Linked DNA regions of Homo sapiens: all the other regions are linked to region 4. Evidence: chromatin contacts called from ENCODE Hi-C or POLR2A ChIA-PET data. All regions are on one chromosome and are shown on one strand. Each heading gives the region's core, a stretch centred on a gene start or an enhancer-like site at or near the end of the contact. The rest is flanking DNA. Distances are from core to core; before and after follow the strand shown.

The links. Hi-C counts contacts between places; a loop is a spot of excess contacts on that map. ChIA-PET counts read pairs that join two places held with the same protein, here RNA polymerase II (POLR2A). Pooled maps may share reads with other maps.
Region 1: a pooled map shows a loop between it and region 4 (10-fold over the local background). The contact joins the promoter of B9D2 here to the promoter of DYRK1B in region 4. A Hi-C loop is called at or near these places in 1 of 168 maps with a recorded cell type or tissue (naive thymus-derived CD4-positive, alpha-beta T cell) and 7 of 50 pooled maps. POLR2A ChIA-PET finds 5 or more read pairs at or near these places in 1 of 52 experiments (B cell).
Region 2: a loop to region 4 is called in a pooled map, with 5 times the contacts of the local background. The contact joins the promoter of YIF1B here to the promoter of DYRK1B in region 4. A Hi-C loop is called at or near these places in 1 of 168 maps with a recorded cell type or tissue (CD8-positive, alpha-beta T cell) and 5 of 50 pooled maps. POLR2A ChIA-PET finds 5 or more read pairs at or near these places in 1 of 52 experiments (OCI-LY7).
Region 3: a loop to region 4 is called in a pooled map, with 8 times the contacts of the local background. The contact joins the promoter of ACTN4 here to the promoter of DYRK1B in region 4. A Hi-C loop is called at or near these places in 5 of 50 pooled maps. POLR2A ChIA-PET finds 5 or more read pairs at or near these places in 3 of 52 experiments (MCF 10A, Panc1 and activated naive CD4-positive, alpha-beta T cell).
Region 5: a loop to region 4 is called in a pooled map, with 6 times the contacts of the local background. The contact joins the promoter of PSMD8 here to the promoter of DYRK1B in region 4. A Hi-C loop is called at or near these places in 6 of 50 pooled maps. POLR2A ChIA-PET finds 5 or more read pairs at or near these places in 2 of 52 experiments (AG04449 and Panc1).

The regions. Positions count from the first base shown.
Region 1 is chr19:41,360,170-41,365,894 of GRCh38, forward strand. It overlaps B9D2 (B9 domain containing 2), which reads right to left and starts at 3,980. Exons shown (of 4, transcript NM_030578.4): 1 at 3,789-3,980; 2 at 3,263-3,354. The coding sequence starts at 3,350. It also overlaps a transcript of TMEM91 not described here. RefSeq lists an enhancer at 3,836-3,955.
Region 2 is chr19:38,313,699-38,318,579 of GRCh38, forward strand. It overlaps YIF1B (Yip1 interacting factor homolog B, membrane trafficking protein), which reads right to left and starts at 2,249. Exons shown (of 8, transcript NM_001039672.3): 1 at 2,162-2,249. The coding sequence starts at 2,219. RefSeq lists a silencer at 2,084-2,573.
Region 3 is chr19:38,645,055-38,650,590 of GRCh38, forward strand. It overlaps ACTN4 (actinin alpha 4), which reads left to right and starts at 2,595. Exons shown (of 21, transcript NM_004924.6): 1 at 2,595-2,853. The coding sequence starts at 2,692. RefSeq lists silencers at 2,435-2,624, 2,855-2,934, 4,118-4,316, 4,275-4,569 and enhancers at 4,275-4,569, 5,198-5,277.
Region 4 is chr19:39,832,500-39,837,815 of GRCh38, forward strand. It overlaps DYRK1B (dual specificity tyrosine phosphorylation regulated kinase 1B), which reads right to left and starts at 1,663. Exons shown (of 11, transcript NM_004714.3): 1 at 1,524-1,663. It overlaps FBL (fibrillarin), which reads right to left. Exons shown (of 9, transcript NM_001436.4): 6 at 5,212-5,316; 7 at 4,057-4,169; 8 at 2,169-2,314; 9 at 1,959-2,063. The coding sequence ends at 2,039. RefSeq lists silencers at 836-1,105, 1,366-1,475.
Region 5 is chr19:38,372,018-38,377,668 of GRCh38, forward strand. PSMD8 (proteasome 26S subunit, non-ATPase 8) reads left to right here and starts at 2,554. Exons shown (of 7, transcript NM_002812.5): 1 at 2,554-2,944; 2 at 4,143-4,215; 3 at 4,335-4,437. The coding sequence starts at 2,585. RefSeq lists enhancers at 2,463-3,093, 2,724-2,863.

The DNA of each region.
Region 1 (5,725 bases), core at 2,730-5,229, 1.5 Mb after region 4:
TTTCTTTTTTTGGGGGGGTGGGGGGAGACAAGATCTCCCTCTGTCACCCAGGCTGGAGTGCAGTGGCACAATCACAGCTCACTACAACCTTGACCTCCCAGGATCAAGCAATCCTCCCACCTCAACCTCCCAAGTAGTTGGGACGACAGGCACACAGCACTATGCTTTGCTAATTTTTTATTTATTTGTAGAGACGGGGGTCTCACTATGTTGCCCAGGCTGGTCTCAAACTCCTGGGCTCAAGTGATCCTCCTGCTCCAGTCTCCCAAAGTGCTGGCATTACAGGGGTGAGTCACCACACCCAACTGCACTCGTTTATCTGTTTATTTATTTTATTTTATTTATTTTTTTTTGAGACAGACTTTTGCTCTTGTTGCCCAAGCTGGAGTGCAATGGCACCATCTCGGCTCACTGCAACCTCCGCCTCCTGGGTTCAAGCGATTCTCCTGCCTCAGCCTCTCGAGTAGCTGGGATTACAGGCACACGCCGCCATGCCCAGCTAATTTTTTTTGTATTTTTAGTAGAAATGGGGTTTTACCATGTTAGCCAGGCTGGTCTCAAACTCCTGACCTCAGGTGATCTGCCCGCCTCGGACTCCCAAAGTGCTGGGATTACAGGCATGAGCCACCGCGCCTGGCCTGCTTATTTATTTTCTGTCTCCCCTACTGTATGGCCCAGGAAAACAGGGACCTTGCACACTGCTGGATCCCCAAGACCACAAACCCAGCTCTTGGTATACAGAAGGTGCTCAATAAATGTTTCTTGGACAAATAAGTGATCCTAGGAGGTGGGAGCTAATATAATCCCCATTTAACAGGTAAAGAAACAGGCTCTGAGAAGGTGAGTTCATGAACATTTATTCAGCACCTGCTATGTGCCAAGCACTGTTTTCCATGCTGGTGACATAGCAGTGACTATAGCAGACCAAGGTCCCATCATGGGACTGGATTCAGACTCAGCTCTAACTGCAGAGCCCAAGCCTTTCATCCAACTGCCTCAGTATTCTTGGCTGGATCAACATCCCCAGCAACTCCCTGAAATAATAAAAATCAGGTTAGTCATTACTCCCTTCTGGGCTGAGTTGAGGGAAGCACCAGGCCCTGCGTCAGGCTCCTTAAAAGCAAGATTTCCCAACAGCCCTATGAAGAACAAATGAGGAAACTGAGGCTCCAAGAGGGGACAGCCTCTGCCCAGGGTCACAGAGAAGGTGAGTGGTCCAACCTGGAAACCAAGTCTGACTCCAGAGCCTGCCCCTCATCCATCAGCTGGAGGGTTCCGATTTCCTGGGAATTTCAACTTCCACCTCACTTACCTGTAGAATCAAAAAGGACCCAGGGGCCAGGCGCAGTGGCTCACACCTGTAATCCCAGCACTTTGGAAGGCCTACGCAGGCGGATCACTTAAGGCCAGGAGTTCGAGACCAGCCTGGCCGACATGGTGAAACCCCATCTCTACTAAAAATACAAAAATTAGCTGGGTATGGTAGCGGGTGCCTGTAGTCCCAGCCACTCGGGAGGCTGACATAGGAGAATCGCTTGAACCCAGGAGGCAGAGATTGCAGTGAGCCGAGATCGTGCCACTGCACTCTAGCTTGGCTACAGAGTGAGACTCTGTCTCAAAAAAAAAAGGGCCAGGCGCAGTGGCTCACGCCTGTAATCCCAGCACTTTGGAAGGCCTACGCAGGCGGATCACTTAAGGCCAGGAGTTCAAGACCAGCCTGGCCGACATGGTGAAACCCCATCTCTACTAAAAATACAAAAATTAGCTGGGTATGGTAGCGGGTGCCTGTAGTCCCAGCCACTCGGGAGGCTGACATAGGAGAATCGCTTGAACCCAGGAGGCAGAGATTGCAGTGAGCCGAGATCGTGCCACTGCACTCTAGCTTGGCTACAGAGTGAGACTCTGTCTCAAAAAAAAAAAAAAAAAAAAAAGGGCCAGGCGCAGTGGCTCACGCCTGTAATCCCAGCACTTTGGGAGGCCGAGATGGGCAGATCACAAGGTCAGGAGATCGAGACCATCCTGGCTAACACAGTGAAACCCCATCTCTACTAAAAATACAAAAAAAAAAAAAATAGCCGGGCATGGTGGCGAGCGCCTGTAGTCCCAGCTATGCAGGAGGCTGAGGCAGGAGAATGGCATGAACCTGGAAGGCTGAGCTAGATTGCACCACTGCACTACAGCCTGGGAAACAGAACGAGTCTCAAAAAAAAAAAAAAAAAAAAAAAAGGGACTAGGACTCAGGCCTGAAGACATGATAATGCCAAATGGCCACATCTGTTTCATAGACATTCATCTGTGCCACGCAACAACATACCCCAGGCTTTACAAACAAGACCCCATCAAAGTCTTGTATAAGCCAGGCAAACACTGAATGAGCACTTCCTATTCCAGCCCTATTCCTATTCTAAGTGCTGTTGATACTCGTTTAGTACTCATGACAACTTCAACAGGTAAATATTTCTATGACTCTCATTGTACAAACAAGGAAGTCGAGGTGAAGAGAAGTGCCCAAGTTCACATAATCAGCCCAAGGGTGCCTTAACAAGCAATAACTGGTTTTGAACCCAGGCAGTCTGTGCTCTTAACCTCAAACCTGTGCTGCTTCTTAGCTACTATTAGCTTCACTTTGAAACAAGGAAACTGAGGCTCAAAGTGGTCGAGTCCAAAGGTCTCCAATTAATAGGTGGGGGAGTTAATATTTAAATGCAGATCTGGCAGCCCATGACCCTAACCATTACACTATACCATGACTCTATAGGGCCTCAGTTGGGGAAGCATGAACAAAATTACTTTCCTGGGACGTGGCGGCTCACGTTTTTAATCCTAGCACTTTGAGAGGCTGAAGTGGGTGGCCTGTTTGAGCGCAGGAGTTCGAGACCAGCCTGGGCAACATAGCGAGACCCTGTCTCTACAAAAAATAAAAAAAATTAGCCAGATTTGGTGGTGCGTGTCTGTAGTCCCAGCTTCTCAGGAGGCTGAGGCGGGAGGATCACTAGAGCCCGAGAGTTCGAGGCTGCACTGAGCTATGATCACACCACCTTACTCCAGCCCGGGCGCAGAGAGAGACCCTGTCTGTATCCCACCCCTCACACACACAAAGATGGGAGCTTGAGACTCATGTGGACAGGGTGTGGGCTGGGCCTGGAGTACTGAGAACTGATGGAAATGAGGTTAAGAGTCTGCGTTAAGGGGTGGAGGAAGGAGCATGTAGCCTCTAGGCTAGGGGTCTTGGTGTGGAAATGAACCAGGCTTGGGGGAATACCTGTGTGAATGCCCCACTTGCAGAAGAGGCTACTTTCCGAGAAACCGCTGGCCCCTATGATCTGCCCGATCACGTGCACCTCAGCCATGGCCCTGGGAGGGGAAAAATATAATCACAACCCTGTGAGGTAAGTGTATTATCTCCATTTGACGGGGGGGAAACTGAGGCCCAGCAAGTAAAGGGTAGTACTAGGATTCCAAGCTAGCTTCGTCACACCCCTGAGGCTGAGGTCTTGACCACAGATCCTAATTGCCAACCCATGAAAGCCTGGAAAAAATGGGGGGACCCTTGTCTGGGGAACCAGCATTTAACTCTGGGAAGTCCAAAATAACCTTTTCGGGTTCAGGTCGGCGGAAAGCCCCGCCCGAAGGGGCTATGGCTCCGCCCACGAGCGCAAAAGACCCGCCTTCCGCGTCACGCCAGCCACCCCGCTTCCCTCCCCCAGCAAGCTCCATAAGGCGCATGCGTTATGAGTTCAGGTCCGACTTAACCCCGCCTCTAAGCGCAGCGCATGCGTCATTCCTACCTTAGCGCACTTAACGGTTAGGAGAGGAGAAAGCGGCAACCGGGGTTGTAGTTCATGGGCTTGACTGCTTCTTTTCTCCGCGGGCGCCGACCAGGCCTGGCTCGCGCCTCTCCCAGGACCCGCCTGGCTGCGAGATATGTAAGCCGCGATACTTCCGCGACCGCGCTCGTCTTGGTTTCCGTGGTTGTTGCTGGGGCAACAGCAGGCTCCTCCCCTAGCTTTGTACTCGCTCTGCGCGCTACTAATTGGTGCTAGCCGTCTGCGGGGGGCGGGGTGAAGCTGTGATGGACATTTTCCTCCTCCGCTCCATTTTGGGAAAATAGCGTCTCTCCAGCTACGGCAAAGGGTTCCGCCATTTTGGGCGTGGCTAGGAAGCTGCCATGTTGAGTGTGGCTGAGGAAGTTTGAGTGCAGTTTCTCCCAGATACCTTCTTTACCAAAAAAGCAAATCCCTAACTGCTCCGTGCTGCGCCTACCCCACCGAAGAGCTCTCTGTGGTCCGGGATCACAAATCAGAGATTGAACCAGGACCAAGGGGGAATTCCTTCCAGGACCTCGTGTACATCCCCGGCCTTGTAACTGGAAAACAAAGCAAAAAAATCACTCCTCATTCAGAGAGTGGAGAAGTTGGGGAGTGGGTTCTGCTTCCGTTTTAGAGTTCCCCTAGGTTTCTCAAGGACAAGGAAGGAAGGAAGTTGGATAAGTCCAACTTCCTTCTCGGAGCTACTACCAAGTTCACTGTTACTGCTTGATTCTGAGCAAGGAGCGGTTGGGGTAGCGAAGAGAAATGAGGAACTAAGATTCCCTTATTTGCAGAAAATCCTCTTTCCTATTGATTGATTTATCAATCAAGAAATGGAGATGTTGTCCCTGGATGCCATCCTAGATGCCATCATTTCCCACATCAAGCCAGTCATCAGGTCCCATCAAGGCTCCTTAAAAGGGTCTCACTCTGTCACCCAGGCTGGAGTACGGTGGCTCGATCACAGCTCATTGCAGCCTCTTAACTCCTGGGTTCAAGGGATCCTCCTACCTCAGCCTCCCATGTAGCTGGTATCACAGACATGCACCACCACGGCTGGCTAATTCTTTTTTTTTTTTTTAAGAGATGGAGTCCTGCTATGTTGCTATGTTGCCCAGTCTTGTCTTGACCTCCTGGGCTCTAGCTATCCTCCCAGTTCTCCCTCCCAAACTGCCGGGATTACAGGCGTGAGCCACCCAGCCAGGCCAATAGATACAAAGTATTTACAAGCTACCATTGGCTAGGCGCGGTGGCTCATAACTGTAATCCCAGCCCTTTGGAAGGCTGAGGCGGGAAGAGCTCTTGAGGCCAGAAGTTCGAATATAGGGAGACCCCATTAATAATGCATATATCAACTAGTGAAGTATTCCATTGAATTGTTTAATATAAATGTTATCCTATTGAAATGTTGTACCCTCGTTATAATTTTGGTTTTTTACTTTTTGAGATGGCGTCTCCCCCTGTCATCCAGGCTGGAGTGCAGTGGTGCGATCCCAGCTCACTGCAATCTCTGCCTCCCGGGTTCAAGAGATTCTCCTGCCTCAGCCTCCCGAGTAGCTGGGACTACAGGCGTGCACCACCACACCCAGCTAATTTTTGTATTTTTAGTAGAGACGGGTTTTCACCATATTGGCCAGACCGGTCTCAAACTCCTGACCTCAGGTGGTCCACCCGCCTCAGCCTCCCAAAGTGCTGGGATTACAGGCGTTAGCCACCGTGACCGGCCGGGTTTTTTTTTTTTTTTTTTTTTTTGACAGAGTCTCCCTCTGTCGCCCAGGCTGGAGTGCAGTGGCATGATCTCTGCTCACCACAACCTCCGCCTCCCAGGTTCAAGCAATTCTTCTGTCTCAGCCTCCTTAGTAGCTGGGATTGCAGGCACCCACCACTATATCTAGCTAATGTTTGTGCTTTTAGTA
Region 2 (4,881 bases), core at 999-3,498, 1.5 Mb before region 4:
CCTGGGGATCCCATGCACCAGCCAGCCACATGGCCTTTCAGGCCCCGACTCTGCCAAGCTCCTTGCCCCCACTGGCTTTTGAATATGCAGAGCTTTCATCCTGGAACAACCTCCCTCCATCAGCACCTCCCAATATCACACAGAGGCCCCTGCCTTTGCAGAGACCTTCCTCACTCCTCCCTGTAATGCACTAACCTCGTCTGGTTCCTTCTCATAACATGTGGTGCTTTCTTTTTCTCTTCTGAGCACTCACAATAATTTCTGAATATATATTCATATGTCTACTTGTTTACTTGGCACAGGCCTCCAATGCCTTTCCTTCTCTCTCTCTTTTTTTTCTTTTCTTGAGGCGTTGTTTCGCTCGTTGCCTAGGCTGGAGTGCAATGGCGCAATCTTGGCTCACTGCAACCTCCGCATCCTGGGTTCAAGCGATTCTCCTGCCTCAGCCGCCCGAGTAGCTGGAATTACAGGTGCGCGCCACCACGCCCGGCTAATTTTTTTTTTTTTTTTTTTTGAGATGGAGTCTCACTCTGTCACCCAGGCTGGAGTGCAGTGGTGAAATCTCGGCCCACTGCACCCTCCACCTCCCAGGTTCAAGCAATTCTTCTGCTTCAGCCTCCTGAGTAGCTGGGACTACAGGCGCACACCACCACGCCCAGCTAAATTTTCTATTTTTAGTAGAGATGGGGTCTCACCATGTTGGCCAGGCTGGTCTCGAACTCCTGACCTCGTGATCCTCCCACCTCGGCCTCCCAAAATCCTGGGATTATAGGTGTGAACCACTGCGCCCAACCTAATTTTTTTGCATTTTTAGTAGAGATGGGGTTTCATCATGTTGGCCAGGCTGGTTGGCTGGGCACCGTGACTCATGCCTGTGATCCCAGCACTTTGGGAGGCCAAGGCAGGTGGATCACCCTCTTTTTTTTTTTTTTTTTTTTTTTTTGAGGCGAAGTCTTGCTCTGTCGCCCAGGCTGGTGCAATCTCGCCTCAGTGCAACCTCTGCCTCCTGGGTTCAAGTGATTCTCAAGCCTCAGACTCCCAAGTAGCCGGGATTACAGGTGCTCGCCACCACACCCGGCTAATTTTGTGTACTTTTATTAGAGATAGGATTTTGCTGTTACCCAAGCTGGTCTCCAACTCCTGGCCCCAAGTGATTCGCCCACCTCGACCTCCCAAAGTGCTGAGATTATAGGTGTAGGCCAGCACGCCCAGCCTGCCCTCTCACTACAAATCTCCTTCTCCTGGGTAACTTTTCATGATCAGAATTATCCTCTTCCATGCCGGGTGCGGTGGCTCACGCCTGTAATCCCAGCACTTTGGGAGGCCTAGGCGGGCGGATCACCTGAGGTCGGGAGTTTGAGACCAGCTTGACCAACATGGAGAAACCCCGTCTATACCACCCCGGGCGTGGTGGCCTGCGCCTGTAATCCCAGCTACTTGGGAGGCTGAGGCAGGAGAATCGCTTGAACCCGGGAGGCGGAGGTTGCGGTGACCTGAGATCGCGCCATTGCACTCCAGCCTTGGCAACAAGAACAAAACTAGGTCTCAAAAAAAAAAAAAAAAGAAAAAGAAGTATCCTCTTCCAGGAAGCTTCACTGACACCCCTAGGCTGGGTCATGTGCCTCCTCAGGGCTCCCACAACATCTCCATCCCAACACAGGGCCTGACACATGGGAGTTGAGACAAGTTAGGTTGAATGAATAAATGAAACACACAGCACACTCACGGAGATGAAGAGACAGGAAAAGGGGGCCAACAGCACAATACAGGTTCGCTTCTTAAATGAGCGGTAGGCATGGCCCTCTGCGCTCCCGGGGGGCCACGAAGCTGTCCTAAGGGTGTGGGCGACAGCAGGCGGGTACTGGGGAGCCACGGAAGGGTGGGGAGCAGGGAAGGGCGGATCGCTAACTGCAAATGAATGAAAGTTGCATTTCTCTGCATATCGCACGCTATCCAGTCCCAAGTTGTTTTCTTCTAAAGGAATTTCCTAAAGAATCGCCCCCCAAGGGGCCTCCTACCCGAACCTGGCATCCCAGCGCTGTGCACACCTCAGGGTTCCAGATCCTTGATCTCGTGACCTCTGACCTGCAGTGACCTCGCCAACCGACGCGGCCGCCCCGCCACGCCCCCGCCCGCCCGATCTCCTCCGCCGGCCACGTACGCCACTTACGCAGCCGGGGCGTCCCCGCAGCCGCCGCCGCCAAGCCTGCCGGGTGCATCCTTCGCCGCCGCCACCTAAGCCGCGGTTCGGAGCGTGCCCGCCCGGCTCCCGTACCCACGCCCCGCCGGCGAAGAGACAGCCAATGGACGTCAGGATTGAGGGAAGGCCTCGCCCCCACCCCCCCGACCCCTCCAGCCCCCCCCTTCACGGAGGCCTGGACGACTGGGCGGTGCCTTACGTAAGAGGCGGAGACTGGGCTACTGGGCTCATGCAGTAAAGCGAGTCAAGGCCTGAGTGGCAGGAGGGCGAGGCCGGGACCAATCCCAGGAGGAGGCGGTGTCTGCCACGACAGAAAATGAGTGTCTGCCCCTTGCCGGGGCTCACGCCCCTAACTCCAGCACTTTGGGAGGCCGAGGCGGGAGGATTGCTTCAGCCCAGGGATTCGAGACTAGCCTGAGCAACATAGTGACCCTCGCCCCGCCCCATCCCTACAATTTTTTTTTTTTTTAATTTAGCCAGGCTCAGTGGCTTAACGCCTGTAATCTCAGCACTTTGGAAGGCTGAGGATCGCTTGAGCCCAGGAGTTCGAGACCAGCCTGGGCAACAGCGAGATCTCCATCGCTACAAAACATTTTTTAAAATGTAAATATCGAGCGAAAAGGTCGATGGGAAATGCAGTTCTCTGCAGACAGCCGTTCAGTTTGGGTCATTGAGAGCACTGGAGAGCCAGAAAAGGCTGTGGAGCAAGGAAAAGAGAAACATTTGTGTTCCTGAGGGGCTAATTGGAGTTGTAGGGGCTTATACAATTTTTGACATCCCTTAGGTATTAAAGTAAATATTTATTTATTTTGAGACAGGGTCTTCCTCTGTTTTCCAGGCTGCCTCGGACCCCCTGAGCTCAAGTGATCCTCCTGCCTCAGCCTCCCCAGTAACTGGCACCACAGGCATGCACCACCATGCCCAGCTAATTTTTAAATTTTTTGTCAAAACAGGATCTTGCTATGTTGCCCAGGCTGGTCTCGAATTCCTGGGCTCAAGCCATCCTCCTGCTTCAGCCTCCTAAAGCATTAGGATTACAGACATGAGCCACAGTGCCCGGCCTTAAAGTGAATATTTAGAGTGAGAAAAGGAAACCCAACAAGTTAGGTGAGAAGAACCAGGTGTCTCTCTTGGAATAGATCTTAAGGCAGTTTCCCAGAAATTCATAAAAATGTTCTCACATTGCAACCTGGTTCCCTCTGTCCACCAAAAGCATTCTACAACCCCCAGCAACTCACAGCACACAGGCGCACCTGCAAGTGAAGAGCCCTGCCCACCTAGCGTCCTTAGTCTCTCCTCTCTCTGACTCTCAGTCTCCCCCCTTCTCTCCCTCTCAGACTCCCCGACTTATCTCAGGAAAACATAGTGGTGGAAGTTACTTCTGCGCAGCGATAGCGCATCCGGAAGGATGTCAGCAAGTGACCCTATCGCTGTGGCTTCCTCTTCCTCCTCTGAGACGTTGTCTTTTTGGAGACCTTAAGGGCTGCTCCTGGTTTCTCAGTGATGAGTGCTGGCTCCACTGTGGTTCCTTTTTGTGAGCGAAATGCCCGCATTCTTCTTCACCTCTGATTTAGCCTCTGTCCCCTGGGCTCCAACACCATTTTCTCCTCATCCTCAGCCCTCTCTTGCTCTGGTTGCTCCAGATACATCTCTTCCATAAATGTTTTTTTTTTTCTTATTGCTTTTTTGTTTGTTTTTTGAGATGGAGTCTTGCTCTGTCGCCCAGGCTGGAGTGCAGTGATGCGATCTCGGCTCACTGCAACCTTTGCCTCCTGGGTTCAAGTGATTCTCCTGCTTCAGCCTCCCGATAGCTGAGATTACAGGCGTGTGCCATCGCACCTGGCTAATTTTTTGTATTTTTAGTAGAGACAGGGTTTCGCCATGTTGGCCAGGCTGGTCTCGAACTCCTGACCTCAGGTGATCCACCTGCCTTGGCCTCCCAAAGCACTGAGATTACAGGCATGAAACACCGCACCCAGCCTTATGTATATATATTTAATTAATAAAGCAAGTACTGCCAAGTGCAGCGGATCACGCCTGTAATCCCAGCACTTTGGGAGGCCAAGGCGGGCAGATCACCTGAGGTCAGTTTGAGACCATCCTTGCCAACATGGCGAAACCCTGTCTCTACTTAAAATACAAAAATTAGCTGGGTGTTGTGGCGGGCATCTATAATTCCAGCTACTTAGGAGGCTGAGGCAGGAGAATTGCTTGAACCCAGGAGGCAGAGGTTGCAGCGAGCCGAGATTGTGCCATTGCACTCCAGCCTGGGAGACAGAGCGAGACTCTTGTCTCAAAAAAAAAAAAAAAAAAAAAAAAAAAGCAAGTTCATTAGTTCATTGGCTTCCTGCTGGCCTCATGTTCACCCCTTACCAGTTGTGTGACTACTACTTTTTATTTTTTTGAGGCAGGGTCTACTCTATCACCCATACTGGAGTGCAGTGGTGCGACCATAACTCATTGCAGTCTCTAATTCCTGAGCTCAAACGATCCTCCTGCCTCAGCCTCCCGAGTAGCTGGGACTACAGACGCATGCCACCACACTTGGCTAATTTTTGTATTTTTTGTCGAGATGGGGTTTTGCCATGTTGCCCGAGCTGGTCTCAAATGACTACTTCATTTTTAAGCCTAAATTTTCTCATCTGTTTAGTGGGAATTATATTGGGACGGGGTTGAGAATT
Region 3 (5,536 bases), core at 1,345-3,844, 1.2 Mb before region 4:
AGACAGTGGGGAACTGCTGCAATGGCCCAAGGGAAGGCGAGGCGAGGGTAGACAGAACCTGGGTGGCGCAGTGGGGCAGGGGGAAGTGGGTGGGTTCTGTGTATTCTTTCAAGATGGAATGACAGAATTTCCTGAAGAACTGGATGGGGTTGTGAAGACAAAGAGGCATTAAGGATGACCGCAAGGTCTGTAGCCTCAGCAACTGCAAGGCTGGAGGTGCACGAATTGAAGAGGGATGACTGTGGGATGGGATGACCAAGCTTGGGGGGAAGATCAGGAACTCTATTTTGGATATTTATTATTATTATTATTTGAGATGGAGTTTCGCTCTTGTTGCCCAAGCTGGAGTACAATGGTGCAATCTTGGCTCACCACAACCTCCGTCTCCCAGGTTCAAGCTATTCTCCTACCTCAGCCTCCTGAGTAGCTGGGATTACAGGCATGTGCCACTATGCCTGGCTAATTTTGTATTTTTAGTAGAGACGGAGTCGTTGGCCCGGCTGGTCTTGAACTCCTGACCTGGGGTGATCCGCCCACTTCGGCCCCCCAAAGTGCTGGGATTACAGGCGTGAGCCACCACACCTGGCCGGATATTTATTTATTTATTTTTATTTTTATTTTAGACGGAGTCTTGCTCTGTCGCCCAGGCTGGAGTACAGTGGCGCGATCTCGGCTTACTGCAGCCTCTGCCTCCCGAGTTCCAGTGATTCCCCTACCTCAGCCCCCTGGGTAGCTGGGATTACAGGTGCATGCCACCAAGCCCGGCTAATTTTTGTATTTTTAGTAGAGACGGGGTTTCACCATGTTGGCCAGGCTGGCCTCTAACTCCTGACCTCGTGATCTGCCTGCCTCGGCCTCCCAAAGTGCTGGGATTACAGGCATGAGCCACTGCGCCCGGCCATTTATTTTTAATGTAAACATTTTTTTGTAGAGATGAGATCTTGTTATGTTACCCAGTCTGGCCTCAAACTCTTGGGCTCAAGCACTCTTCCAGCCTTGACTCCCCAGAGTGCTGGGATTGCAAGAGTAAGCCACCAGTGCCTGGCTGAATATTTAAATTTAAGATGCTTCCTGATGCAGTGGCTCGCACCTTTGTTTAAATGTCTGCCTTCTCCATGAAGCCTACCTGAGTAGTTTATTTGCATTCCAGCCCATGCTTGATTTTTCTCCAAATACTCAACACCTTGGAATATACAATACTACCTATTTTTTACTTTTATGTATATTTTTGAGACAGGATTTCGCTTCTGGAGTGCATTGGTGTGATCACAGCTCACTGCAGACTGGAACTCCTGGGCTCAAGTGATGTCCCTTCCTCAGCCTCCTGAGTAGCTGGGACTACAGGTGCACACAGCCATGCCCAGTGAATTTTTACATTTCTTGTAGAGACAGGTTCTTGTTATGTTGCCTAGGCTGGCCTTGAACTCTTGGGCTCAAGCCATCCTCCCGCCTCAGCTTCCCAAAGTGCTGGGATTACAGGTGTGAGCCCCTGTGCCTGTCTACATATTTTTTAAAATTTTGAGTGTTGAGGCCAGGCGCAGTGGCTCATGCCTGTAAGCCCAGCACTTTGGGAGGCCGAGGTGGGCGGATCACCTGAGGTCGGGAGTTTGAGACCAGCCTGACCAACATGGAGAAACCCCGTCTCTACTAAAAATACAAAATTAGCCAGGAGTGGTGGCACATGCCTGTGATCCCAGCTACTCGGGAGGCTGAGGCAGGAGAATAGCTTGAACCTGGGAGGCGGAGGTTGCAGTGAGCCCAGATCACGCCATTGCACTCCAGCCTGGGCAACAAGAGCGAAACTCCGTCTCAAAAAAAAAAATTTGTGTGTTGGTTGGGCGCGGTGGCTCACGCCTGTAATTCCAGCACTTTGGGAGGCTGAGGCGGGAGGATCGCTTGAGCTCAAGAGTTCAAGACCAGCCTGGCCAACATGGTGAAACCCCGTCTCTACTAAAAAAATACAAAAATTAGCCGGGTGTGGTGGAGCATGCCTGTGTTCCCAGCTACTCGGGAGGCTGAGGCAGGAGAATTGCTTGAATCCGGGAGGCGGAGGTTGCAGTGAGCCGAGATCGCGCCACTGCACTCCAGCCTGGGAGACAGAGCGAGACTCCGTCTCAAAAAATAATAAAAATAAAAGTAGATTTGTGTGTATGTGGCTTCCTTTACTAGAAGGTAGTTTCATGAAAGTTGGGATTTTTTTCTGTTTTTAGTGCCTGCGTAAAACATAGTCTGGCACAGAATAGGTGTTCAATAAATATTTGTTGAATTTGTGTCGCTGAATGGGAACCCGGTGCAGTGCATTCCAAGCCTGAGCTGGTTCAGGTCCGATGGCGGGGCCTGCCCTTATGAATCATTCATGATCTGGCCCCGCCCATACGCGAACGACGCGCGCGTTCACGCCGGAGAGGGGGCGCGGCTCGCCCCCGGGCTGAGTCGGGCGGCCAGGAAGCGGGACTCTGCGCAGGCGCCAAGCTCCGGAGCGCGGCCTTGGTGCCTTTTCTGGTTTGGCAGGCGCGCGCGCGCGGGAGGGCGGCAACCTCGGCGCTGTGCGCAGGCGCGGCGGGCAGTGCGCAGGCGCGGGCGGAGGGCGGGCTGAAGCAGCTGAAGCGGCGGTAGCGGCGGCGGCTCGGGCAGAGGGGCGGGAGCTGAGGCGGGAGCGGACAGGCTGGTGGGCGAGCGAGAGGCGGCGGAATGGTGGACTACCACGCGGCGAACCAGTCGTACCAGTACGGCCCCAGCAGCGCGGGCAATGGCGCTGGCGGCGGGGGCAGCATGGGCGACTACATGGCCCAGGAGGACGACTGGGACCGGGACCTGCTGCTGGACCCGGCCTGGGAGAAGCAGCAGCGCAAGGTGCGCGGCCCGCGGGCCGGACGGGCTGGAGGGGCTTTTCTGAGGGGGCCCGGGGAGGGGTGGGAGGTCCTGAAAGGTAACTGGAGCGTCTGTGATGGGAACGGGGGGGTCCCGAGAAGGAATTGGCGGGTCCGGGAAGGGAATTGGAGTCCTGAGGAGGAATCGCCGAGCTAGAGGAAGGAATTGGGAATCTGAAAAGAGAATTGGCGGCTGGGTGGGGAATATGGGAGTCAAATAAAAGGAATCGGGAAGGCTGATGAAGGATTTGGAGGGTCTGGGCGTGCCATTAGGGGAAACCGAGGAGATGACTGGGCAGGCTGAAATGGAACTGGGATCCGAGGCGGGCTTGAAGGGTCGGAGCATGGGTTGGGGGTGCTGGGAGGAGAATCAGGGGAGGCTGAGAAGGGAATTTCTGGGTCTGGGAAGTGTGAGGAGGAGCTTGAGTGTGGAGGGGTTGGTTATTTGGAGAGCAGAAAGATCTGAAGGAGATTGGAATTGGGGGAGCCTCAGGTTGGGGGAGTTATAAAGGGGATGAAGAATCAAGTGTGAGGATGGAGTGGAGATTGTGGGGTCTGAAGACGGGTGGGAAGACTAGGGAGGCTGGGAAGATGAAAACAGGGGCTAAGGGTAGAATTGAGCATGAAAAGACATGGGCTTAGGGTGTGAGGAGGGTAGAGGTGCCAGGACTGGGGGTCTGAGGAGGGTGGGGTGCGGAAGGAAGAAGTTAAGGGGCCCGTGAATCAGACGTTTTTGAAGGGGGTGAGATTTATTTGTGGTGCCCTGTTCCAAAGGGGAGAAGATTAAGAGATAGGAGGAATAATAAGAGGAATTGATGAGGGATGGAGAAGCCGAAGTAGAGGGGATACGGAGAGTGGGGATAATTTGGGGAGGGATTTCTAAAGAATTGATGGGAAGCTGAAAAGCTAAAGCGTTGGAGAGAATGAGGAAGTGTAGAGGGAGAAGGTGAGATCGGTGGGAGGGAGGGTGAGCTGGAATGGTGGATAATGGGAGAGAGGTTCGTTTAGGAAAATGAAAGTCTCATTAGAAAGGGAATGCGTAATGGATAGACTGAGAAAGGAATTTGAGGAGGGGGTGCTGGCTCCTGGAGGTGCAGTCCCGGGACTGGAGAGCGTGTGTGTGTCGTGCAGGCAGAATGAGTTTGGGGAGGAAGCGTTGAGAGTGTCCAGGAAGAATTGTGTCTTTTTTGGAGAGACCGGAGGTAGGTGAAGGGATCCTGAAGCAGAGACTGTGTTCAGGTGGCACTGTTTTTTTGGGGGGCGGGGGGGGCAACTTGGTAGGGCCCCACAGCAGTGAAAAGGTGATCAGAAGTGGAGTGGGATCCCCGAGCGAGGTGTCAGTGTCTGTGGGGGGGGGATAAATCCAGTGTGGTTGAGGGGGGAGCTCTGAGTGTGTGCAGGAAGAGCTAAAGAAAGGAGCGTGGTGAGTGGGTGTGTGTGGGGGGAAGGGGTTGTTCAGAAGTTTTGTGCGTGAAATGGGTGGGAGGTACTTGAAGTTGGAAGCATTTCGTGGGATCTGGAGATCTGGATTTTCTTTCCAGATTTGTTACTGATTCGCTCTGTGGCCTTGGACAAGACCCTTGAACTCTCCGGGCAGTTTTGTTATCTGCAAAATGCAAAGGGATCCGAGGGTTCCCTGCGGTGATTCTGTTAATAAAGAGGGATGTGTGTAGAGTTGGGACTTTGGACAGGGCTCTGAAGGTTTGGGAGAGTGAGTTTGGTGGAGATTTTTCAGGAACAGGCTACAGGGCTTTGAGTGGTGACCTGGCAGAGTGGGGAGTGACTGGAAGCCTCTCGAGGGCGCGAGTTGGTGGCCAGGAGCTTGGCACAGGCAGCCTAGCCCAGGCTGGAGGGGAAAGGGTGGGAAGGGTGGAAGGAGCAGCTGTTCCAAGGCAGCCTGAGGTGGGGCCGGGCATAACCTTGGGTCCATTACCAGCGTTGCTTGAATTTCCTCATCCGTAGTAACTGAGGGGCATGGCAGTGGCTTGGTGGGAGGGGTGTCCTTATCCGTGGCCCCACCTACTGCAGGATGGACAGGTTGCGATAGTTGGCATAAATTCACTTTTTGAGGGGAAGGTGAGATCTGTTCTGGAGTCTCAACAATAATTTATTGCCTGAGGCAGTGCCAGGTTGGAAAAGGTTGCCAAGAGACCTGGAAAGTTGGGAGGGAGCAGGGGCCACAGTGGTGGTTTTGAGAATGTCTAGGCTTTGTCTTCTGCAGCTGAAGGTGCTGGAGAAAATAAACCCCTCCCCCTTTTTTCTCAGGTGATAAGGGTGGGGGGACCTTCCTTTTCTCTCCCTTCCTGTCTTCTGCCACTCCTCAAGTGACTCCTTTTGCGAGCCGGGTTTCACTCCCTCCCGAGAGTTAGGGTGTGGGCTTTGTTCGTGGTTATAGTGTCCCTTGCCTACAGGGTGAGGCTGGGGCACCATTCAGGCCCTGGGTGGAAACCAGGACTCCCCAGAACCTCCAGGCCTTGCTGCCATGTGTCATTCTCTTACCTCCCAGCTCCCTTCCTCTGGGGCCGGGCAGGTTTGAGGGAAAAGGGTGGCTCACAGAGTCCGCTAATACCATCTGCTTTCGTGTCTCAGCCAGAGCCAGATTCTAGTACCTCCTGCTTTACACCTCCTCCAGCAAATATTTACCCTTAGCTGCTCTGTGGGGGAAA
Region 4 (5,316 bases), core at 413-2,912:
GAACTCTAGGATTCCCAAACCACATGAGTCTTCCCCTCCCAAACCACAGCAGAGTCCTCTGCAGCCCTAAAACCACATCAGCGTCCTTGGGGACCTCCCAACCACACCAAAGTTATCTGAGAACCTCTATAGAACAGAGTCCTATCTCTACAGCATTCTCATCCACCAGGGCACGATTTTCCTAGGGGACCCTCTCCATATCATGCCAAGACCGCTTCCCTATTTCAGGTCCTCCATATTAGGAACCAGCCTTCCAGGTAGTCTCCCTGTACCATATCCCAATTCCCCCTACCACAACAGGGTTCTTCCCCATATTACTCCAATATCCCATCCCAATCAAGGCCCACTCCTCCTGATGGGAGAAGGAGGAGGTGTCTCTTCCCACAGTTTAGAGTGATCATCCTTTTCTCCCCTACACTGCTTCCTTGCCCCCCTACACACACACACACACCCTAATATTCCTACCACAGACCTTTCTCCAGGCACCCCTCTTTATACCAGGGTCATTCCACAACTGTGTCCACTCCTAGAGGGCCTCAAAGTCAAATCCCCAAGTTATCACATAGGGTTCTCTCCTCCCAGAGTTGTCAGCTACAGCAAAAATCTTCTCCCCATGGGCCACTCTCTCCCCCATGTCAAATCCCTTTCTCCTATTCCATGCCTTGCCACTCCACGACTCCTCCACCCTTGGAGCTTCCCCCAAAAAACCACCTCTTCTCCGGGGCCCTCCCACACCAGGATCATCTCTCCCAGCCCCCACCCCCTACCCGGGTCAGGGCTGGCGCGGGGCCCACGGGGGGCTGGGGCGCGGTGGGGCCCCCAGTGGGGTGGGCGAGCGGCCAGCATGGCGGCGGTGGCGGCGCTGAAAAGGCGACCGCCTGTCTCTGGCCCGGCCGGCCCCGCGGCGGGGAGGGCAAGCGGGACAGGAGGCCCGGTGGGTGACAACAGCAGCCGCCACTGCCACCGGGGGCGGGGAGAGGAGGGGACAAGGGTCAGCCCAGGGCACGCGGGGGAAGAGTAGAGCAGGTGGACGGGGGAGGGGCGACACGCCCCACCCTGAGTGACCACCAGCCCCTAGGGACCCGGCGTCCCGCCCCCCACCCAGGAGGCCCTCCTGGGCCTGCTGAGACCGGAAGGCGGGGCCCGACTGAGCTTGGCAATCGGCACCTGCCATGGCAACAACTGTACCATTGGTCGCTGGTGCCAAGAGCTCAGCCAATCACAGCCTAGGGCAGCTGTTGCTAGGCGACGAAGAAGCGGCCCGCGGAGCTGAGCCCAAACAAAGGGCGGGAGTGGGGCCCGGCTACCCCCTCCCAGCCTCCCTCCTGCAACTGCTTCCTCGGGCTTGGCCGGTTCCAGGAATTCAACTATGAATAGCCAGGCAGGGCCCGCACCTGCCTGCCACCCCCCTCCTCTCCTCCCTTGGCCTCGTGCTAAGTCTCACGGCGACGGGAGCAGGGCGGATCCCGTCCTGCCCACCTCCCTGCGACCGCTTGCCGCCCCACCCGTCCCCGCGCCGTTACCTGAAGGAGCGGGCAAGGGGACTCAAACTGCTCGGGGAGCCCGAGCTCAGACCTGCCCACTGGCTGAGGGTATCCGGCGGACGCGGCAAGCCAGGGCCCCGATTACCCAGTAATGCAACCAGCAAAATGGCGACCACAACAAACCGGCCCCCCCACGCCCTGGACTCCGCCCCCATCCCTCCCTCTCCGCTCCCCTCACGTGACCCACACTGACACTCCGCCTGCGCGAGATGGCCGCTTACCTGCACGCATGCGCAGCGAGCTACCAATCCCACCCAAGAACCGAAATCCAGGCTGCCGCTGCGCAAAGGCAGCTAGAAACGGAGCATGCGCTCTGTGACCGAGTGAGAATTTACCCAACCCCGCAAAATTGACCAAGGGTGCGTGCTCCCTGTGTCAGCAGGTCAAGGGGAGGAATGAGCAGCAGACATGGGAGACGGATGAGTCTTTTAATAGAAAAACACACGTGCAACAGTATCAACACACATCTCTCGCAATCCTGACAGCGCTGAACTTCAGTTCTTCACCTTGGGGGGTGGCCTGTGAGAGGAAGATAGGTGATGAAGGAGGGTCCCCAGGATCATGGCACTCGGGGTGCAAGGGACAGAGATGTCTGTCTTGGTGTATTGCTGGGCCCCTGCTCACCTGTACACTCCCACGACCACGGCATGGTCTCTTTCATATGGCTCAAGGGTCAACTGCTCCTGCGGCTTCATGTTCTCCTGTTGCATCTTTTTCACTTCGGAGGCAAACACGGCCTCGGCTGAGGCTGTGGAGTCAATGCAGTTGGCCTAAAGAGGAGAAAGGACTAATGTCTACAACAGGGCTTTGGGCTGTTTTTCTCTTGTGTGCTCTTTAAACCAGATGTTTTCATTATTAATTCAAGTAAAACTCAGTGCTATGGTTCTAGTGTGTCCCCCAAAGTTCATGTGTTGGAAACGTAACCCTTAAATGCAAGAGTTGAGAGGTGGGACCTTCGAGAGATGATTCAGGTCATGAGGCCTCTGCCTTCCTGAATAGAGTAATGCTATTATCACAAGAGTGGGTTGCTGATTAAAAGGATGATTATGCCCCCTTTCTATCTTGCTCTCACCCTTCTGCCAATGGATGACAGCAAGAAGGCCCTCGCCAGATTCAGACCTCCAATCTTGGACTTTCCAGCCTTTGGAACTGGGAGCCAAATAAATTTCCATTCATTATAAATTACCCAGTCTAAGGCTGGGCGTGGTGGCTCACGCCTGTAATCCCAGCACTTTGGGAGGCCGAGGTGGCTCAATCACGAAATCAGGAGATTGAGACCATCCTGGCCAACACGGTGAAACCCTATCTCTACTAAAAATACAAAAATTAGTCGGGTGTGGTGGCGCACACCTGTAGTCCCACCTACTCGGGAAGCTGACGCAGGAGAATCGCTTGAACCCAGGAACTGGAGGTTGCAGTGAGCCGAGATCGTACCACTGCACTCCAACCTGGTGACAGAGTAAGACTCCATCTCAAAAAAATAAAAATAAAAATAAAAATAAATAAATTACCCAGTCTATAGCATTCTGTGATAGCTGCATAAAATGGGCTAAGACACTCGGGTTTAGGAAATGTGATAAAAGGCTTAATGAAAGTTTTTGGCTGGGTGCAGTGGCTCGTGCCTGTAATCCTAGCACTTTGGGAGCCTGAGACAGGCAGATTGCCTGAGCTCAGGAGCTCCAGAGCAGCCTGAGCAACATGGCAAAACCCCGTCTCCACTAAAAATATAAAAGTTAGCCAGGTGTGGTGGCACACGCCTGTAGTCCCAGCTACTTAGGAGGCTGAGGCAGAAGAATTGCTTGAACCTGGGAGGCAGAGGTTGCAGTGAGCTGAGATTGCACCACTTCACGCCAGCCTTGGTGACAGAGCGAGACTCTGTCTCAAATTAAAAAAAAAAAAAGTTTTTAGTTTTGTTTTGGATTTGAAGCAGGAAGCCTTAAACAGTCCTATTTATCTAAAAGCCAGTGCTTAAATTTTATACCCAGGAATTGTTTGGCTTATTTCTACTTCCTCTTCTTTAATAATAGTAATAATGCAGTTGAGAATAATAAAACAAATGTAGCAAAAGGCTAACAAATGGTGAACCTTGTGAAGGGTGCATGGGAGAGTTCTCCATTATTTCCAAATAAAAATGCTGTGAAAGATGCACCTAGCTTTTATCTAGTATCTATTCTATGCCAGGATCTTTTCTAAACACTTCATATTATATTGACTAATTTGATCCTGTCATCTACCCTGAAAAAGACTAGACAATATTTCTATTTCATAAGTGAGGAAACTGAGGCATATAGGTTAAGTAACTTGCTCAGTCACACAGCAGGCTGGGATTAAACTCAGATGGTCAGACTCAATTTTGCACTTGACCGCTGCACTCTCCTGCCTCTTTAAATCCAAAGCTATAGTTTTGCAGACTTGGCCCCTCTGTTTTGGGTGGCTATTTGACAGATACAGATAGAGAAGATACCTCCCTAGAACACTGCCACCCCATCTTAGACTCTTCCAAACCCCGCACCTTAATGGAAATCACAAAGTGTCCTCCATTACGCAGGAAGGTGTGGGCATTCAGGGCCACAATCCGGGTCTGGTCTGGCTGGGCCACATCAGCAAAGATCACATCCACCATTGCTAAGGAGAAAGGAGCAGCAGTTAAAAGTTGGAGTCACAGGGATCACCCCAGATCCTCCCATGGGGCCTATGCCCATCACCAGCAGGTTCCTGGGAGATTCTCCCTGCCTCCAGTTTCACTCCCCACCTCCACTGGTCCCCCTCCCTCCAGTGTCCCAAGATGAGTCCAAAACCCACAGTCACATCATTCATCCACTCTTCTTGTAAACCATGGTTGCCACCTACTCTGTGGCCAGCCCTGGGCCGGGCGTGGGGGACATAGAGACGAGTCAGACCCGGACCCTGCCCTCGAGACGCTCCCAGGTCTGGTGGGGAGACAGACACGTCATCAAAAAGACAAGTAAGAGTGAGTGAGCACTTATAGGCAAGAGTGTCCGCAGGACTGTGAAATGAAAACAAGTTGCAGAACAAAGGGGATGGTATGAGTGCATGGGAAAAATAAAACACAGAAAGAAAAAGGAGCAGAATGAAAAATAATGTTTTTAAGCCAGTGTGACTTTTCAAAAAATGAAAAGGTGGTATAATGAAAACTGATTATTTAAAACCTGGGAAAAGCAGACATCAAATTGTTCTCATCAGTTACTTCTGGCGGTGGTTTATAAGGCTTTTCAACTTTTATATTATATCTTTGAATGTTTTTTTAAACAAAGTAATTAATATTCACAGTGGGCCCCTCCAGATCAAGCCATGCTTAGTTTTCTGGGATATGCTCTCACCAGACAATGATTAGGACCCCCAAAAGGAGGCTTTTTATGGAGGGGTAGTGTAATAAATACAAGAGGCAGGAAGTACAGGAGACCTAGGAGATGGGGAGGAGACTGAAGGAGAAGAGGTTGGCCCTCCAAGGGTGGCTTCCAAGACTCTGAAGCCAAGCTGCCACCTCCACAACCTCACCTAGCTCCCCTTACCCCTTTCTATTCCTGCAGACTCAAGAGGTCTGCTCATCCACTCCAACTCCATCCGAATCAGAGATCCACTGGCTTCTTCCAGAAGCCTGCGGTGGCCTGTCCTACCCCACCGGGGCCACCCCCAGACCCCTCACCGATGAGCATGCGGTATTTGTGTGGGTGTCGAGCATCCTCGATCACAGGAATGATGTTGGTCCTCTTCTTGGCCAAGTTAATGAGGTCACGGCCAGAGCGGTGGG
Region 5 (5,651 bases), core at 1,304-3,803, 1.5 Mb before region 4:
AAACCTGATGAAATTTGACAATAACAAGAGTTGGCAACACTCATGTGTGTAAGGGCTGCTGGCTAAGGTTGTTTCCACCACCAAGATTCTACCGAGTCACCTCATGGTCCAGGTGAACACATCATAATCCTGTATCAGCCAAGTCAACATGTTATTTAAATATCACCATCTGCACTTCCAGCCAAGATAGAGTGACAGAGACTGGATTTCCCCTCATACTTGAAACTATTTATGTTTTTTGAGATGGAGTCTCGCTCTGTTACCCAGGCTGGAGTGCAGTGGTGTGATCTCGGCTCACTGCAACCTCCGCCTCCTGGGTTCGAGCGATTCTCCTGCCTCAGCCTCCTGAGTAGCTGGGACTACAGACGCATGCCACTATGCCCGGCTAATTTTTTGTATTTTTAGTAGAGACGGGGTTTCACTGTGTTAGCCAGACTGGTCTCCATCTCCTGACCTCGTGATCTGCCCGCCTCAGCCTCCCGAAGTGCTGGGATTACAGGCATGAGCCACCTGGCCTGGCCATATCAACGTGGTATTTTGTTTATTTGTGTCTTTTTCTTTTTTTTTTTGAGATGGAGTTTTGCTCGTTGCCTAGGCTGGAGTGCAATGGTGCGATCTTGGCTCACTGCAACCTCCACCTCCCAAGTTCAAGTGATTCTCCTGCCTCAGCCTCCCGAGTGAGTAACTGGGATTGCAGGCACCCGCCACCATACCTGGATAGATAATTTTTTGTATAGTAGAGACGGAGTTTCACCATGTTGGCTAGGCTGGTCTCAAACTCCTGACCTCAGGTGATCCATCCACTTCAGCCTCCCAAAGTGCTGAGATTACAGACTTGAGCCACCACACCCGGCCATCATTTTTGTTTAAAACATTTTTTACCACCACAACTTCTTTCACATATTAATTTACTCATTAATTCAACACATATATAATTTCTTTCTTTTTCTTTTTTTCTTTTTTCTTTTTTTTTTTTTGAGCACAGTCTCGCTCTGTCACCCAGGCAGGAGTGCAATGGCGATCTCAGTTCACTGCAACCTCTGCCTCCCGGGTTCAAGTGCTTCTCCTGCCTCAGCCTCCCAAGTAGCTGTACTACAGATGTGCACCACCACGCCCGGCAAATTTTTGGTATTTTTACATTTATTTATTTATTTTCTCTGAGACAGAGTCTCACTCTGTCACCCAGGCTGGAGTGCAGCGGCACAATCTCAGCTCACTACAAGCTGACCTCCTGGGTTTAAGCGATTCTCCTGCCTCGGGCTCCTGAGTATCTGGGATTACAGGTGTGTGCCACCACGCACAGCTGGTTTTTTTGTTTTTTTTTTTTGGTATTTGCAGTACAGATGGGGTTTCGCCATGTTGGCCAGGTTGGTCTCGAACTCCTGACCTCAAGTGATCTATCTGCCTCGGCTTCCCAAAGTGCTGGGATTACAGGCATGAGCCACCATGCCTGGCCAACAAATATTTATTGACTGTCTACTAATATTTGCCAAGCACTGAGATACTGGGAATTCAGTAGTGAAGGAAATCGTCCTGCCTTCATGGAGATGACATTCTAAATGGTGGAGACGGAGAGTGAAAGTCGGGTTTGAGAAAAACGTGCTGCCCAGGCGCAGTGGCTCACACCTCTAATCCCAACACTTTGCGAGGTCAAGGCAGGAATATCGCTTGAGCTCAGGAGTTCGAGACCAGCCTGGGCAGTATAATGAGACTCTGTCTCTATAAAAAATTTAATTTTTTTTAAAAAGAGAGAAAAAGCGATGTTGAATGTGCAGATGTAATATCAATCAGTGGAGGAAGAAGTTGGTATAAGAAGTTGTGAATACTGGCCAGGCAAGGTGGCTCATGCCTGTAATCCCAGCATTTCGGGAGGCCAGGGCCCAGGGAATCGCCTGAGTTCAGGAGTTGGAGACCAGCCTGACCAACATCTACTAAAAATACTAAAATTACGTCTCTACTAAAAATACGAAAATTAGCCAGGCGTGGTGGCACATGCTTGTAATCCCAGCTACTTGGGAAGCTGGGGCAGAAGAATCACTTGTACCCAGGAGGCGGAGGATGCAGTGAGCCAAGATTGCTCCATTGCACTCCAGCCTGGACAACAAGAGCTAAACTCCGTCTCAAAAAAAAAAAATTGTGAATCCTCCACTTACACATGACATTGAAAGCCATAGAGCTGGATGAGTTTTGTAACTAGTTAGTTCATATAAGCTTGGGAAAAAAATGTGGAAGGATGCATTGAAAAAGACTGGAGAGGGAGCCCCAGGTACACATCCTAGCTGTTAGTCCTTTGGAAGGTTACCCAGCCTCTCAGTCTGTCTATAAAATGAGAATAACACAGCTCTCCAAATGGCACGACACCCGCTACCTTTTGGCTTGGAGACGCTGCCCCGAAGGCGGAACCTCCAGGACAGCTACGTAGCGTCCCGAGCACTCAGACTGAAGCCAGGGCAGCCATGTTCATTATTGGAACCGTGAGGTGGGTAGGGGGGGTGGTGTTGAGACAGCTGTCATTTTCAGTTAGGGCAAAAGCCAACTTCCGGTCACCATCTTGAGTGACGACAGAGGCGGAGCTCCAACTGACATGTTCATTAAGGGCAGGGCTCCGAGGGCGCCACCTCGAGAGCGACGGCGGGCTACCCGGGGCGGGCTGAGGCAGGTTGTAGCCCCGCCCCGGGCCTTGGGCTCCACCTCTCGGCCCCACTTCCGCCGGGCAAGCGTTTGTAGGCGGCGCTGCCGTAAATCAGGCGGTCTGCTTGCCGCATCACGCAAGATGGCGGCCGCGGCGGTGAACGGGGCGGCAGGCTTCTCGAGCTCCGGGCCCGCGGCAACCTCGGGCGCTGTTCTGCAGGCCGCGACCGGCATGTACGAGCAACTCAAGGGCGAGTGGAACCGTAAAAGCCCCAATCTTAGCAAGTGCGGGGAAGAGCTGGGTCGACTCAAGGTAAAGTCGGCAGGCCCAGGAAACCGAGTGTTGCGGGCGTGGGAGGCGCTACGAGGTGTCTGGACCCAACCAAGTCCCGGGCCGCGGAAGCCACCTCGGTGCCAGCGAGACTGAGGCGGGCTGGGGGATCCGATGGGGTGAAAGATTTGGAACAGCCAAAGTGGGGGCTCGGAGGGCGTCAAGAAGCGAGAGAGGGACAGGGAGCGTTGATGGTCACGCCTGTAATCGCAGCGCTTTGGGAGGCCGAGGCGGGGGAGCGTCGCTTGAGCCCAGGAGTTCAAGATCAGCCTGAGCAACATAGCGAGACTCTGTCTCTACATTTTTTTTTTAAGTGAGAGATGACTGGAATGGACCCACGCGGGGGTGGTGGGGGAATGATTGGAAGACTTATGGCAGAACTGAGTGAGGGGTTAGATTTTTGGTGCGTGGAGGCTTAACTGGTCGGAGTGGCAGGATTGGGATTCGGGCTTTTCCTGATGGTGGATTCCAGGCAAGACCAAGTGGGAAGTGAGGACTGCCCGGAGTGATAAAAGAATGAGGCTGAAAAGGTGGGCTGTGTAGAGGGTGTGTGGTTAAGACCAGGCTGGGTTAGGATCTGAGAGATCTGGGGCTTAGGCTCGCATCTGTTGGGAGAGGGGGCAGCCTAGTTGTGAAGGCAGGACTGAACCTAGAAGAAATATTCTTACAAGTAGAGAACAAGAATACGGGGCCCAGAGTGCTTCAGACCAAACATCTGTTGGGAGGGAGTGTAAATCCAGTGGCTTGGAACAAGCTGCTGAGCCTGCTAAGGAAAGATGTATGGGCTGAACTGTGGGGGGAGATTTGGACCTCCCCCTCCCAGATATAGATTTTGGGGATAGCCCAGCTACCCCTTCCCCAATAGATTGTGGGGAAGATGGGCCAAGAATGGAATGTACTCCTGTCCCCACCGCCGCGTGATTCCACTGGGTCAGGCACTGAGTGTCCCTCCTTGTTTCCCCAGTGGGGCTATTAATAATTGTAATGTGATGTAATCTTAAATGGGCATGTGTTGCGTGCTCAGGCCCTGTTCTGAGTGCTTTATGAGAAAGCATTCCTCATGAGTCTGGATGATGGTTAGCTCCATTTTCCAAGTGGGAAGACCAGAGCGTAGAGCAGGTAAGTCATCTGTATTTGAATTCCCTTCTTTTCTTTCTTCCCTCCCTCCCCTCCCCATCAGCTAGTTCTTCTGGAGCTCAACTTCTTGCCAACCACAGGGACCAAGCTGACCAAACAGCAGCTAATTCTGGCCCGTGAGTGTCACTGGGGTTGGTTGGGGGTGATAATCTGGGGGTCATGGCAGGAATGGTAGCACTGGTGGTTGGGGAAGAGACCTCAGTCACCTCCTGAGAGCTCACTCTGTCACCCACAGGTGACATACTGGAGATCGGGGCCCAATGGAGCATCCTACGCAAGGACATCCCCTCCTTCGAGCGCTACATGGCCCAGCTCAAATGCTACTACTTTGATTACAAGTGAGAATGGGCCCTGCCCCCAACTGGGGGGGTGGTTGCATGGAAGCTCCTTTATTTCTGGAGCTCTGGCTGCTTGGGTCCTCTTCCTTCATCTGGGAACTCCTCCTGGCTTAGTTCTCTCCTCAGTGGTGCAGGGTCAGGGCTTGGCTTGGAGGTCCTGAGACTTGGCTTGACTAGTCAGTCTCCCCCTACCCATTCCCACATTGCACCCCCTCTGCCCAGTGGGGCTGCCATCACCTTTCACGTGTCCTGGCCCCAGCCTTGCCCCTCTGACTCAAACCCCTGTGGCAGCCAGTAGGATCATGTGACACTAAAATTTGACACTGTCCATACCCCGCTCAGAACCTGCCGTGGCTCTTCATGGTCCTCAGGCACAAGACCAAGTTCTTTCCTGTGGCTTCCAATGCAGTTCCAGCTCACACCCCTCTGCCTGTGCCTGCTCATCCCAGCCCTTTCTCTCACTGGACTGTGAGCTTTCTAAAGGCAGAGCTTGGAACTGTCTCAGTTACTGCTATGTCCCTAGCACTGCCTACCACAGGGCCAGGCCCAGAACAGGGACTCACTGGATATGTGTTGAATATAAAACTGAATGATACCTGCACAGATTAATGATTGGGAATTTGACATCAGACAAATCTGGCTTTGAAACATCCAGCCGCTTCCTGATTATGAGGTCTTGGGCAAATGACTTTACCTCTCTCAGTTTCCCTGTTAAAGTAGGGAGTGGTGATTCTTTTATTTATTTATTTTTGGAGACAGGGTCTTGCTGTGTTGCCCAGGCTGGAGTGCAGTGGTGCAGTCATGGCTCACCACAGCCTTGACCTCCTGGGCTCAAGCGGTACTCCTACCTTAGCCTCTCAAGTAGCTAGGGCTACAGGTGCACACCACCACTCCTGGCTCTTTTATTTTAATTTTTTGTAGAGATGGGGGTCTCGCTTTGTTGCCCAGGCTGGTCTCGAACTCCTGGCCACAAGTGATCCTCCTGCCTTGGGCTCCCAGAGTGTTGGGATTACAGGTGTTGAGTCATTGCATCTGACTCCAATAACTTTTTTTTTTTTTGAGACGGAGTTTCACTCTTGTTGCCCAGGCTGGAGTGCAATGGTGCAATCTCGGCTCACCACAACCTCTGCCTCCCGGGTTCAAGCTATTCTCCTGCCTCAGTCTCCCAAGTAGCTGGGATTACAGGCATGCGCCACCACGCCCTGCTAGAGTCC